3 separate regions of the Homo sapiens genome follow, and all the other regions are linked to region 3. A link is a contact called in ENCODE Hi-C or POLR2A ChIA-PET data. All regions are on one chromosome and are shown on one strand. Each heading gives the region's core, a stretch centred on a gene start or an enhancer-like site at or near the end of the contact. The rest is flanking DNA. Distances are from core to core; before and after follow the strand shown. Region 1 has its middle 28 kb from the start of MIR3660. Region 2 overlaps LOC102724637 (a long non-coding RNA gene). Region 3 holds the start of MEF2C-AS1 (MEF2C antisense RNA 1).

What was found. Hi-C counts contacts between places; a loop is a spot of excess contacts on that map. ChIA-PET counts read pairs that join two places held with the same protein, here RNA polymerase II (POLR2A). Pooled maps may share reads with other maps.
Region 1: a map of heart right ventricle shows a loop between it and region 3 (2.9-fold over the local background). The contact joins the enhancer-like site here to the promoter of MEF2C-AS1 in region 3. A Hi-C loop is called at or near these places in 5 of 168 maps with a recorded cell type or tissue (aorta, chondrocyte, heart left ventricle and 1 more) and 11 of 50 pooled maps.
Region 2: a loop to region 3 is called in a map of endothelial cell of umbilical vein, with 6 times the contacts of the local background. The contact joins the enhancer-like site here to the promoter of MEF2C-AS1 in region 3. A Hi-C loop is called at or near these places in 4 of 168 maps with a recorded cell type or tissue (GM12878, cardiac septum, endothelial cell of umbilical vein and 1 more), 13 of 37 single-sample maps with no recorded cell type and 12 of 50 pooled maps. POLR2A ChIA-PET finds 5 or more read pairs at or near these places in 3 of 52 experiments (OCI-LY7, RWPE1 and endothelial cell of umbilical vein).

The regions. Positions count from the first base shown.
Region 1 is chr5:89,986,462-89,990,677 of GRCh38, forward strand. No RefSeq gene overlaps it. Among named protein-coding and RNA genes, the nearest start is that of MIR3660, 28 kb to the right of the region's middle. Within about 2 kb of position 2,655, at least 3 of the 41 ENCODE cell types and tissues checked have a DNase peak (open chromatin) inside an H3K27ac peak, as active enhancers do; they include heart right ventricle, where a contact is called at or near this core.
Region 2 is chr5:89,928,977-89,933,354 of GRCh38, forward strand. All of the region lies in intron 2 of LOC102724637 (a long non-coding RNA gene), which reads left to right. Among named protein-coding and RNA genes, the nearest start is that of MIR3660, 86 kb to the right of the region's middle. Within about 2 kb of position 1,900, at least 7 of the 41 ENCODE cell types and tissues checked have a DNase peak (open chromatin) inside an H3K27ac peak, as active enhancers do; they include GM12878 and endothelial cell of umbilical vein, where a contact is called at or near this core.
Region 3 is chr5:88,881,361-88,885,733 of GRCh38, forward strand. It overlaps MEF2C-AS1 (MEF2C antisense RNA 1), which reads left to right and starts at 1,970. Exons shown (of 10, transcript NR_136219.1): 1 at 1,970-2,125. It overlaps MEF2C (myocyte enhancer factor 2C), which reads right to left and starts at 1,824. Exons shown (of 11, transcript NM_002397.5): 1 at 1,595-1,824. RefSeq lists an enhancer at 2,882-2,931.

The DNA.
Region 1 (4,216 bases), core at 1,405-3,904, 1.1 Mb after region 3:
CTTTTCCTCCTTTTTTTTATTTTTTATTTTTATTTTTTTAATTTGAGATGGAGTCTCGCTCTGTCGCCCAGGCTGGAGTACAGTGGCGTGATCTCTGCTCACTGCAAGCTCCGCCTCCCGGGTTCACGCCATTCTCCTGCCTCAGCCTCCCGAGTAGCTGGGACTACAGGCGCCCGCCACCACGCCCGTATTTTTAGTAGAGACAGGGTTTCACGGTGTTAGCCAGGATGGTCTCCATCTCCTGACCTCGTGATCCACCCGCCTTGGCCTCCCAAAGTGCTGGGATTACAGACGCGAGCCACTGCGCCCGGCCCTTTTTCTCCTTTTATTACTTCAAGAAATGCTGAAAATAAATTTTAAATGTGGTAGTGTTTGTCATTTTAAGTCTGTTGACAACTATGTTTGGTCACATTTTCCCCCCAGTGTTTGTTGGAATAGAATTCCAATTCTAGAGTCACTTTAGAGTGGAAAGAGCAATTTTTTAAATATAAAAGTTAATACCAAATGCTTAACTCTCAATAGCTGTTAAAGTCTCCTTCCTTTTTAAAGAATGTGCTGTATCAATATAGCTTCAATATTCTTTACCAATAACAACTACATGCAAGGTTTCACTAGACCACCAAAATCAGCAGTCACCTAAATTCTCTACCTGGGCTAAGTGTGTCAGTAACTAGCTCTAATCCTCCCACTTACTTTCAACTTTTTCTTTTCATTTGGAACTCTGACATACATTGATATATGTATGATTTTTTTCTTAAGCCCTTCGAAAAAACTAACAACAGGTAATTAAACACCAAATAACAGGGGAATGGCCATCAGATTATCCCGATTACAGTAGCTTTATTTGGAGTAACTTTCCCTCTTACTTGCCAAAGGCTGTGTAGCTAATAGGATTATTGATGTGGAACAGGAAATGGAGAACAGTTGTCAAGGTGGGGCATTTTTTTTAACCCAGGTAATCAACAAAGATTCATATGTTGGTCATGTTGGTCTTCATACAGAATAGTTCACAATAAGAATACTTCAGATTATAACATTTGCTCTGCATGCAGTAGTACAGACAGGCCATTGCCTCTGAGTGATGGGATCATCACTCACCTTGGGCAGAGGGCAGAGGGATGACTTTGAGAAGATAAAGTCTGGATCTGGGCTGGTTACCACCTGTTCTGGGTAGCCTGCTTGCTCTGACCAGTCTATACATTAATTCATACACATAATAATGAACATAATGGTCTCCAGTCTTAATTTGTTTCATGCTACTGTTTTCTCCCCTCACTTTATTGAAGTATAATTGACAAATAAAAACTGTATATATTTAAGCTGTAGAATATGGTTGTTTTGACACACTTACCTATTGTGAAGTGATTACCACAATCAAGCTAAAATTAACACATCCATCACCTCTCATAGTTACCATTTGTGTGTGTGTGTGTGTGTGTGTGTTGGGGGGTGTTATATGTGGTGAGAACACTTACGGTCTACTCTCCTAGCAAATTTCAAGTATACAATACATTATTATTAACTCCTGTCATCATGCTGTACATTAGATCTCTAGAACTTATTCATCTTGTAACTAAAAGTTTGTACTGGCTGACGCTGTTTTTCTAATGACGTTATTTTCCTAATGAAGTTTTAAATTATTTTTTAAATTCCAGGAAAAGTATTTGTAACAAATATAGAAGTTCTCTAAAGTTTTGCTGTCCTTTAAAATACAAGTCAAGGATCAATTATCAAAACAAAGTCATTCTGTTAATCAGTTTACAAAGGTGCGAATTGTTTGTCAGAATACAATGCCAGGGAGGCTGCTTTGTTTAATGACAACCCTAACAGCAAGAATCCCTGGGGCAGGAAGTAAGTAATCAAGAATCCATCTCTGAAACTTTTAAGAATGCTGGCAACAGTCTATTATAATGCATGGTTATGGGGAGACCTTGTACAGAGAACAATACACTGAAATAGACCAGACTTGTTACGAAACAATAAACTTAAATATAGCTTTGGACCTGACACAGCTAAGTAATTTTGCCTTCTAGGATCCAATTTAACACTCCGGGCTAAATATTTCAAACAGATTTTTTTTTTTTTTTTTTTTTTTTTGCTGTCCACATTGCATGCCTGAATGCATATATCATAATTACATTCTGGTGTGCAACTTCAGCAATGTGTGTAGGTCCACGCAGGGTCATGATGTCATTAAAACCCAACTAGAACTGCTGAGGAGATGTAAAGATTGTTTGATCAATCAGATATTTGAATGTATCGATGCACTCATCCTGTGTTAGAAGAGATAAAGGATACTAAAAATTTGTTATAATACATTCTGCAAATATAGCAACAGGATATTTATTGTATGCAAGTGAAATGTCAAATGAAGAGAGCCATATAATTTCAGAGGAAGGACAAGAGTGAAGCTGAACTACAGAATTGGGTTTGAACTGAGCTTCACAGGCTCAGTGAGGAAAAGTGGAGAGGGAGAGAATTGCATGTTACACAGCAGACAGCTCAGTCCAACACCTGCGCTGAAAATAGGGGTTCCTGAGAACGAGTAGTGGAAGATAAATCCAGAAAGGCAGGTTGAGAGCCAAGCTGGCCTTCCAAACAGGATTCTTATTTTTTCAGCAATGTCCCATGACTTTTGGAGAATGTTGTGAGGGTTACATGACGAGCATCATTTTCCCCAACACAGAGGTGGGGTCAGGAATGCTGGGAAGAGGTCAGGGTCACTCAGAGAGTGACACAGGGAATGGCAGAGAGTCCTGTTTCCCAGTCCAGCCATCTCGCAGCCAAGATATACTACAAACTCCCTCCTCTTTCCCAGGTTCCAAAGTACTGAAATGGAATGACCATGCCGAAATGCTGGAACTGCCCCTTATTTTTTCCTTTCCCTGTGACGAGAAAGAAAAGAGAGGAGGACTATTGAACTTTAAACTTCCTGATAAACTATAATGTGGGAAAGTGCCATTTTTAGGTTTACATGAAGGAGCTACCTCTGAGAATGGCCTCTTGGCCTGTGAAAAACTAGAAACATCCCAGGAAGTCACTGAAATGTTGTATTACTGTGAGAATTTGTATAAAAATAAACACTGGATTATTTCAGGCCTAGTCCCTTGAGAAAATGAGCCAGAATTACTCAGAACTACTAGCCTAATCTTGACAGAACAGAGGAAATTAGCAACTGAAGCCAGATTTTTTTCCCTTCTAAAAAAATGAAAAAAAAAAAACCCCACTATTTATGATATTTTGGAAAATGAAAAAAAAAATCAGGTTAACTCATGTGATTCCAAATGACCCTAAAATTAAGATGGCTGAGTTCTCTGATGAGAAAATGCAGTACAGATCATTGCCCCTTGGAAGGTGTCAGCTGGAAGCTACAAAGGCAGGAAAGCTTGAACCCATAGATTCAAAAAGTCACATAATTTAGCTGCCTATAAACCCTATTCTCTAGAGCTTGGTGGATTTTTTTAAGCTCTGCTCAAAAATTTTTTTTCCAAGAGACATAAAGATTTAAAAGCCAAAGGAAGCACATTCTATCACATGTCACTATGGGAACTGCTCCCAGGCATGCTCAACAAAGTGCTTCCTTTCCACTGAAAAATAATTTCCCATTGAATCTCTGGTTTGAAAGAACTCTACTCATTGAGAATGCCAAATCACTCCACTACTGAATTCATATTTGTAACAAGAATTCCTAAACAACAGCTCAGAGTCATTTATTGAAATGTTAAAGGTAATTTCCTCTTCTAGGCAATTTCTTCTTCATCCTCTATACTTTAGTTCTATCAATATGGCATATACACATTTGGTACCTTCTCCATGCCCAGAACTGTTCTTTCAACTGTAACAGTGTAAGCCATAAGCCTCTGCTCAAGGAATTAGGCCACACAGGCAGAGCTGTTGGATGCGTAGTGTCCTGGGTTTGTTTTTTTTTTCTTTTTTTCTGGGGCCACAGAGATAATCCAGGGCCTTCCATGGATCCGAAAAGGCAGATAAAGTCAACATCATACCCCCTGTTTTTCCCTGCTAGCTGTGACCTTATAATTCTTAATTCAGACAGTGAAACAGCTGATTGCCAACTCTTTTCTTTGCAGGATAATCGGAGTGATATACACCCGTGGGTGCTGTTGTTCACCCTGTGTCACATGGATTCACTTCTTCATTTGTCCAGATGCAGCTACTCCAGGGTTCCAGTGGGCCTCACTTCCTGAAGAGAAACTTA
Region 2 (4,378 bases), core at 650-3,149, 1.0 Mb after region 3:
ATGTAACCCATTTTGCTTTACTTCTCAATCTCATTTTTAACCCTATACTTCAAATTGCTTTCAACTCAGTATTGTCTCACTATAAAGATGGAGTTTTTCCAATAATGCAATCCTCTCCTGCTTCTTCTTCTCCTCCTTCAGTGAATTACCATGTCTCTTATATTCTGTCATTCACAAGTATAGGAGTGATCAACAATTCTGAAATACCAATCTCCTTTAAAAAAAGTGCCCATCTTGTTTATATTTAGTTACTTCTAGAAGAACTATACTTCAAATTGCTTGAAATGTCTTTTTTAATTTGCTATTTAATATCTCACTCCTTCAGGCACAAGGATACTTGCTAGGCAAGCTGCACATAGGGACAGCGAGTTGCCATGACCTCTCCCAAAACACAAGGGGGTGTAAGTGTCCAAACCCTGATCTTTCCATGCCCCTGGTCCTCTCGGGGACTGATATAATGTAAATTCTGTTATTCAGAAAGACTGCAATATTCCATTGCAATATTATCACTTGCAATGGAAATACTGGGTTGTAGTGAAGGTAAGATCTTGAAGAGTCAAACACAAATGAAAGTACTTGAAACATACTTAAGAAGATACAATAAAACTAAAATAATTATGTAGCTTTTTTTTTTTTTACTTAAAGGTAATATTGCATCAATCATAGATCTAGAGATAGTCAAGACAGAGCTGATGAACCTCTTCCTATTCTTTCATTTTTTAAAAAAATAAATTTCTAGTTAAATTCCAAGATTTCTGTCTAAGCCACAATGTTTTCACTCAACATTTAATGCACGACCCTTTTGTGACAGGCACATACCTGAATACATTAACTCCAAAACTGAAATGTGGACCACAATATAACTAAAATTTATCTTTCATACAGTACAGTCTTTTTAGAATGAAAGTTTCATATTCCCCATGAAACAGGACTTTTAAATTCAGCATTTTTCAATGTCCCAAGTACTGCTTTATTTTAACACTCTAAACCTTAAGACAGAAGTGTTATTATTCTGCATTAGTAGATGAGGTAACCAAAGACCAGAGCTCTTAAGCAATTCCTAGAGTTGCACAGTGGGAGACTGAGCTTTCAACTCAGTATTGTCTCGCTATAAAGATGGAGTTTTTCCAATAATGCAATGCTCTCCTTCTTCTTCTTCTCCTTCAGTGAATTACCATGTCTCTTATATTCTCTCATTCACAAGTATAGGAGTGATCAACAATTCTGAAATATCAATCTCCTTAAAAAAAGTGCCCATCTTGTTTATATTTAGTTACTTCTAGAAGAACTATACTTCAAATTGCTTGAAATGTCTACAAGAAATTTTGAGTGTGATGTTAGTAAACAGCAATCCTTGCACATATCACTGGCTGTAAATATGAACCATAAATTCCTCACTTAAACATATAAAATCAAGCATGGAATTAGGTTATTCAAAGAGGCAAGTCTGTGACAATATTATTTACTATCTTATTTGCAAGGATCACATCTTCTAAAAACTAACTGTTGTATGTTTGTCTTTAAAGAGGTCTATAGATAAAGGCAGTGATTTTCTGAATACATCAAAACCCTCATAGCATTCCTGAGGATCTACTGATTAACCCAGTAGGATATTAATTATGAACACATCTGCCATTCTTACTTTTTGTTCTTTTCCTTTAAATAGGAGTGGAGTAATTCAGACATGTGTGTATGATTAGGTGTAGCTAGCAGTGCATGATGAGCTAGATTTAGATACATTTATGAAGCATCAAATACAATGAAACAGTTTACTGGAAAACAAAACTTGTACTGGAGATTGGAACTCTTAAAGCAGGAGAAAGTTGTTTTTAAAAAAGCTTAACCTTAAATAAAACACATATGTGGTGGGTGAATGTGAAAGAATATACAGCTTCATTGTTTCTCGAGAACAAAAGTATTTATAGTTCTTCCGCTTTGTGACTCATCTCTCTGCTGTAAAATATTTGGGCTATTACTCATAATTACAAAAAAGGCATCGAAGAGAATGGCTTGACGTTAGTGCAAAGGACAAGGTGAACAAACTGGCATTTTATTTGTGACATTCTCATTTATAAGAAGTTGGACAATCTGTTTTTTGACTGCTTTCTTTCTCTGCAAAAATGACTATAATATAGCACTTAAAATAAATGATAATTCATGTGCCTCTAATCTAAAACGATCAAAACAGGCAAGATGCAAACAAGACACAGAGAGTGCAAAGAATGCAGCATACTGCAATAAATTCCCCTTATATTTATTTAACAATAAATATGCAAATTTGAGATAATTATGAAGACATGTGCTTTGAGGAGCAGAGAGACTACTCAAAAGGTATTTTGTTCAATCATCCTTTTTCTTTTGAGCTAAGATGAGAACCAGAAGGAAACAGATATAATAACAAAAATGGAGTAAGTATTGATCATGGATGAGAAGACTGAGATAATATAAAACCTCTAACTCAAAAAGCATTTTTTTCTGGTAGATGAAACTAAGTGATTCTAAATAATAACTTATTAGTAGAAAACAATTAATTTTATAGCCTTTTAATGGTCCTTTTAAGGGAGTAGTACACTCCAAAGTGAAGTTAATCCTCCACAACGATATTAGTTTTTCTTAAAGAAAATGCTAATTAATAAATAGTTGCTCTGAACCATTTAAAGAATAGAGAAAAAATGTCAAAATGTTACTAACTTCCCGGGAACACAATTTTAATATTGTTTTTCATGAGAATTACAGATTTTTGCATTACTTACTCTTGACTACAATGAGTATTGCATTTGATCAATTATATTTCTAATATTTTGCCATTAATTTTTTCCTCTTCCAGAAAGATGGTATTTAGCCAAATTCTTAGACTTCCTATTCATTCTAAAGGACAAGCTTTCATTAATGTACAAAGGGGCCACTCTTTAATGGCACAGAATACTAGAAAAAGCTCATTCTGAAATATTGTTAGGTAGCTGTTATAGACTAGAATTGTATTAAGGGTGCATATCACATATCCATATCAAAATATATAAAATACATACAGCAGGATTCCTTCAACATGATGAACTATCACTGGATAATGGCTTTATCTCCAACCATCTCAATCGTGGGTATTACAATGAAATCTGAAAAAGGTGAAAAGCACTGTCAACCTTTCTTAATATTGTTGGAAAATGCTGGCGTATTAGAGCTTAAGTGGTTCTTGAAGAAGTCTGTGTGTGTTATCTGGAACAGCCAGATGATTCTTTGCTGTGTGGGGCTGCCCTGTTCATTGTAGAATGTTTATCAATATCCCTGGCGTTCGTACACTAAATGCCAGTAGCACTAGCACCACCCATCCCCCACTCCACCCCATTTTTGAAAATAAAAATTGTATCCAGACATTGAAAATCTCCCCTGCAGGGCATTGAGAACTAGGGATGTAGATGATTTCAACTTTTCTCTCACTAGCCTCATTGTCTCTTCCAAAATCTATATTAAGACACACATCAATTCTTTAATTTATGATATGGCAAACATTCTGAATTAATAAAGTGATTCATTGCAAAGATCAAATTAAGGATATGATCTTTTAATTCAAGCCTAATAGCCTTAAGATAGCCACCATAAAATTGAGAGAGAAGAAGGTATTAGGAGCAAAGACATTTAGCAAATTAAAGGACAATGTCTAAAAAGAAATCTGGGGTGGACTTCTGGAATATGAAACTTACTGGAAGCATATAGATTTGAAACTTATTAAGTTTGTATGTCAAATGCATTGCCAAAGAAACCACATGACTGGTTGAAAAATCATCTGTCTGCTCAAGACTTAAAACAACTCTTTGGCCCCCAGCCTTTCAAGAGCAGGAAGTGAGCTGAAAACGAAGGTGCTATAGTTAAAAAGGGCACATTCCTAGACATTCACTTCGCATGGGACTACTGAGAACAATGCACAGAGAAATAGAGCAGAATCATTACCTAATTAAGGAAATTCCCACCCATTCCCTGCCCACCCTCTCACTCCCTCAAGATAGGGGGCCATCACCTTATCTATGCAATGGGATTTCAGATGTGCTATGAACCAAGGACTATGGACTGTTTCCAATTCTTTCCTTTTCCTAATTAGAGTATTCCATTGTTGTGTTTAGGGTGGAGGGCAGATACAATTTGTCTTTCAAGTTCATAGGATGCTGGAAAAAATGAAGACATAGTTGGACCTAATTCAGAGGCTCTCATGAGTCCAGAGTTCCTGGACTTTAAGTTGGACTCAGTGACTGAATAAATTTTAGGTTATCTTTCTTTGGAGGGGTTGAGTTTGTTCTCTGAGAAGGATAAGGAAATAAGCGAATATTTTGTGACTGGGAGGTTGGACTACGGCAGAAACATTTAATTGTCAAATATCTGCATGATC
Region 3 (4,373 bases), core at 720-3,219:
ACTTAATTTCATGCATACACTGGAAGACAATAATATGGCTTTTTAACTGCATTATCTTTAGTTGAAACTGATGGAGAAACAAAAATACTGCTTATACCATATTGGTACATGCTGAATGTTTTTAAAGACTAGCCAAAACTGACATTTTTTAAAATTAAATAAGATGTTTTAGTTTCAAATTAGAGATTGTTGATCTATTTAAAGCTAAAATTGGTATGCAATACGAGGTTAAACGGGGTTCACAGGTGGTCACATTTCCATGTCCTACCAAGTCTCTAGGGATTGGAGTTATTATACTCCACATAAACATCTTTACTCTGCAACCACAATTCCATTGCAAGGTGCCAGTGAAAGTAGGCTAGTCGCTTTTTTTTTTTTTGGACTGGTATAATGAGGTGGCTGGAGTTTCCTTTATAGCACTTAGAAATTATATGCAGTCCCCAAGCATTTCATAAGACAGTTACTATTAGAGTTAGTTTCAGATTCACAATAGTAAAACGCACTTTGTGTCAAAGCAATTCTCCACTGAGGACCGGTTAAGGAACTGGCAGAGAGCCCAATTCTACTTAGTCTACTGTCAGCATTTACATATAAAGTATTTTATACAAAAGACACGCATTCCTAAAATGTGACAAAAAAAGGCTCTCCCCAAAGAATGATAACTACTGGACTTAGAATAGTCAGAAGTGATTCAGATATAAAATTTCCTTTAAAAAGCAATAGCCATGTTCAGGGAAGGAAGGTAACATTAGCATTAAATTTAAATACTTCCACAATATTTAATAATAAAATAAACAATGTGCCACATCTATATATACTTCCTTTGTGACAAACTTTATCATCGAGTTTGGTAACTTTCATTCCAAGTCCAAAGAGAAGGCAATTTAAGTGACTTAACCTTGCTTGCTTTTAAACAGCTATGTATTTGACTTGACCTGAACAGCAATCCATATGCTGAAATCGAACGTGAATTGTGAAATGTGTAGACTACTATGGCAGGGATATTACTTTTTGTCCACACCAATTAAGAAGCCCTCTGTCAAGCCGGCACTTTGGTGAGGGAAGGAAATGCACAAAGGTATACTCTGACAGACAGCCATGCTTTAGGTCAAACTAATCCCAAGAATTAGTGGCTCAGAAGCATAACCCAGGGCAAATCAGTGTCTTTGGGGGGACTCATGGGAGCATCTTTCCACAGTGAACTAACTGCTAAATCTTAAGGCGTCTACTTCAAGGTCACAGAACATGCTGTGAAATATTAAAATCCACCAGGCTCCACACGCTCCACCATATCAAACATGCTAATGACGTGAACTAACTTCATGAAACTTTAAATACACTGGTGTGACAGGAACGAGTCAGGAGTGATTTCAATAGCTGATGGCAAACGGATACGACTATCTAAAAAGTTACTTTTAGCAACAAACAAGGAAATCATGGAATCTAACGAAAAAGAATGCACAACGAGCCTCAACTTCAGCCTTCAAAAAAGGCACAGGGATAGATAGACACAGTGCCGTGGAATATATTGATGCAGATTTTAGAGACAATACCCGGGTTTTCTATTTCCTCGAGAAATATCAGGGGTACTTACATGAAGGAAGACCCGATCAGATTAGTCCTTGGGATATTTTCCTTTCTTAAGAGAGAGAGAGAGAGAAAAAAAAAATAACAACAATAATCTTTACTTCGTCCAGCGTTGAAGTGCTTCTCCACCTGATTCAAACATGCAGCCACGGCGACCCACACAGAACCTTCAAAGTCAATCCAATAGCAGCCCGAAGATGTCTGGGTGTACGCGTGTGCTCAAGTGTCTGTGACTGCGAGCAGAGCGAGCAGAGAGCTGGAGACGATGTGTGCGTGTGTGCGCGCGCGCGAGGGGAGCGCGCGCGAGGGGGGGGGCGCGGGGCCGCGCATTCGCGCGCGCCGAGGCCGCTCGGAAGAGGAGGAGGAGGAGGAAGAAGGAGGAGGAAGAGAAGGAGGAGGAGGAGGAGGAGGAGAAAGTGGCTCTCAGCGGCCGGTCGGATTAAAAGTAACCAGACTCGTCCAGAAAACTGCGTCCAGGAAGGAAGTGACAGAAGACGAATGGGAAAAGGAGAACAGCTCACAGCGTTTGAAACATCGCGTAAAAAAGACTGGGGGTGGTGGGGGCGGGGGGGATTGAAGGATACTGGGAGGGGAGGCGGGGGTGGTAGGGAAGACGGAGCACGAATGGTTGGGGTTCTAAGCAGCACGTCCGATGAAATGTCTTTTGCCTCCTTTTTTCCCCCTTTATTTAATTTTGTCCTTGCCTTTGCTTCGCGCTGCCTTTTTCTCTCCGTCTCTCTCTCCCCCACAATCCCAAACCGTTGACTCTTTCCTCGCGAGCTGGAGAAATCATCAGTTTCACTCTTGCAAAAGGGGGGCGGGACTAGACCTCGGAGCATTTTAATAAAACAAACATACAGCAGCTCCCTCCTCACCCCTCCAGTCTCAACTAGATTGATAAATTACTCCACTACACTACTTTAATTATGTATATGGTATGCAGAATAAATCACTGAACATCAGTACCTCAATCAAGCACTTTTAAATGATAATTGCATCTTGGTGAATCAATCTTTCCATTCCTGACATTTTGCTAATTTTAGTTTTACGGTGGGGTAATAGCACATGCCATACGCAAACCTAATGACAATTCTTTATTGCACGAAATGAAGACAACACGGCGAGCTGCGGCTCCCTGCTCCTCTCGCGGCGCCTCTGCGGAGGACGCTCGGAGAGAACCTAGTCTCCCGCTGCGGCGCGCTCGCTTGCTCTCCGGGGACGCTGCGAGCCAGCCAGCAGGAAAGTCCTTCTAAAGTCGGGATCTTTCCTCTGACCAATAGGAGCGCGACCCTAATAGTTGCTCTTGTGACTTTTCCCCCTTTTGGACACGCGTTAGCCACTTCTCTCTTCCACCGGTCGGTGCGCTCCTCCGTTACTCACGCGTAAAAACCACGGTCCAGGATGTCTGCAGCACTCGATTCCAGCGTGCTTTTCCTGCACGCCCAGAAGTCGCGGTTTTCACCCTGAGAGGTTGGAGCGCTAGAAAGCGAGCCGAAAGGTTTCTCTAATGTTAGTAATGTACGAAATAATAAAATAATTACCAGTATTTGAGATCTCGACTTCATCGCGGGGCCATGAACTTTCTAATCAGTTTGGAAATATTTACCGAGGAAGCAGCTTCCTCGGAGTTCCCCCCCTCCCCCCACTCTATCTTTTCCACACCTTACTGGACTTCATCCAGGTCATTAACATGTAAACCAAACCAACTTCCCAAATGCATTAGGCTACCCTAGCCGATAGCTGATGACTTCACTTATCCTGAAGAGTTTCAGCTGCACAGGAAGCAGAAATAGAGACTGATAAGGGAGGATACTTATGTTAAGGTTAAAGCATGATAAACACTTTTCCTTACAAAAAAAAAAAAAAAAGGCTTTAATATTTAGGCTACTAGAGATTGGGCACCTCCCGCCCTAACCAACTGTTAATATATACCATGCCCAATAAAGCCAAAGATAAAATACATCAACTAGTATAGAATCATGAAAAGACAAGATTGCATGCCAGTAGAATTATAGATTACATAAAATGTTTAAACCAAACTATTTTTTAAAAAATATTGTGAAAGCAAGAAGGGAAAATTAATAGAACATGGAATATATGAGATTAGACAATAGTATATTGAAATATCTAGCTAACTAAAGATTTCCTCACTTTAGAAAATTCCTTTTAGCACTACGTTTAACCCAATGACTAGTTGTATTTCCTGTTAAGTTCAGCAATATGCCTCCAGATGACTATTTTAATATATGAGGACAGTATGGTTCAAAAAGCCTCCTGCTTCAATGTAGGAGGTATTTGATGTGAGTAGCTTCTCTCAGAAGAGTGGCCTCAACATTTAGGCAACTGTCCCAAGGCTTCACTTGAAAGGGGAAGGTTTATTTTATAGGCAAGTACAACTAGATCTGAACAATCTTCAAGTTCCAGCTCATCATTGTGACTATCAGCAAAACTAAGACCATTCCCTCCCTTTTATTATAGGAATGCATCACAAACTGTCACAAAGCAAAAACCATCTGAAATAGTAGTATTTCTTGCAGATTAGTATTTACAATGTATTTTGTTTGCCGGTTTTTCAAATGTTGAGTTTGCCATTACCATGAATTCATTTTAATAATATGGCAGAGAACATCTGTATCAGGTTTCCATTCAAAGTACAACTTCTCTGAAAATCCAAAAATTTAAAGGGCAAAGATATTTCGAATACTAAGATATGTCTATATATGGTGGTAAAAATAAAATTAATTTTCTTCAAGATTCACGAAGGTCCTGAAAAAGCAAAGCATTTG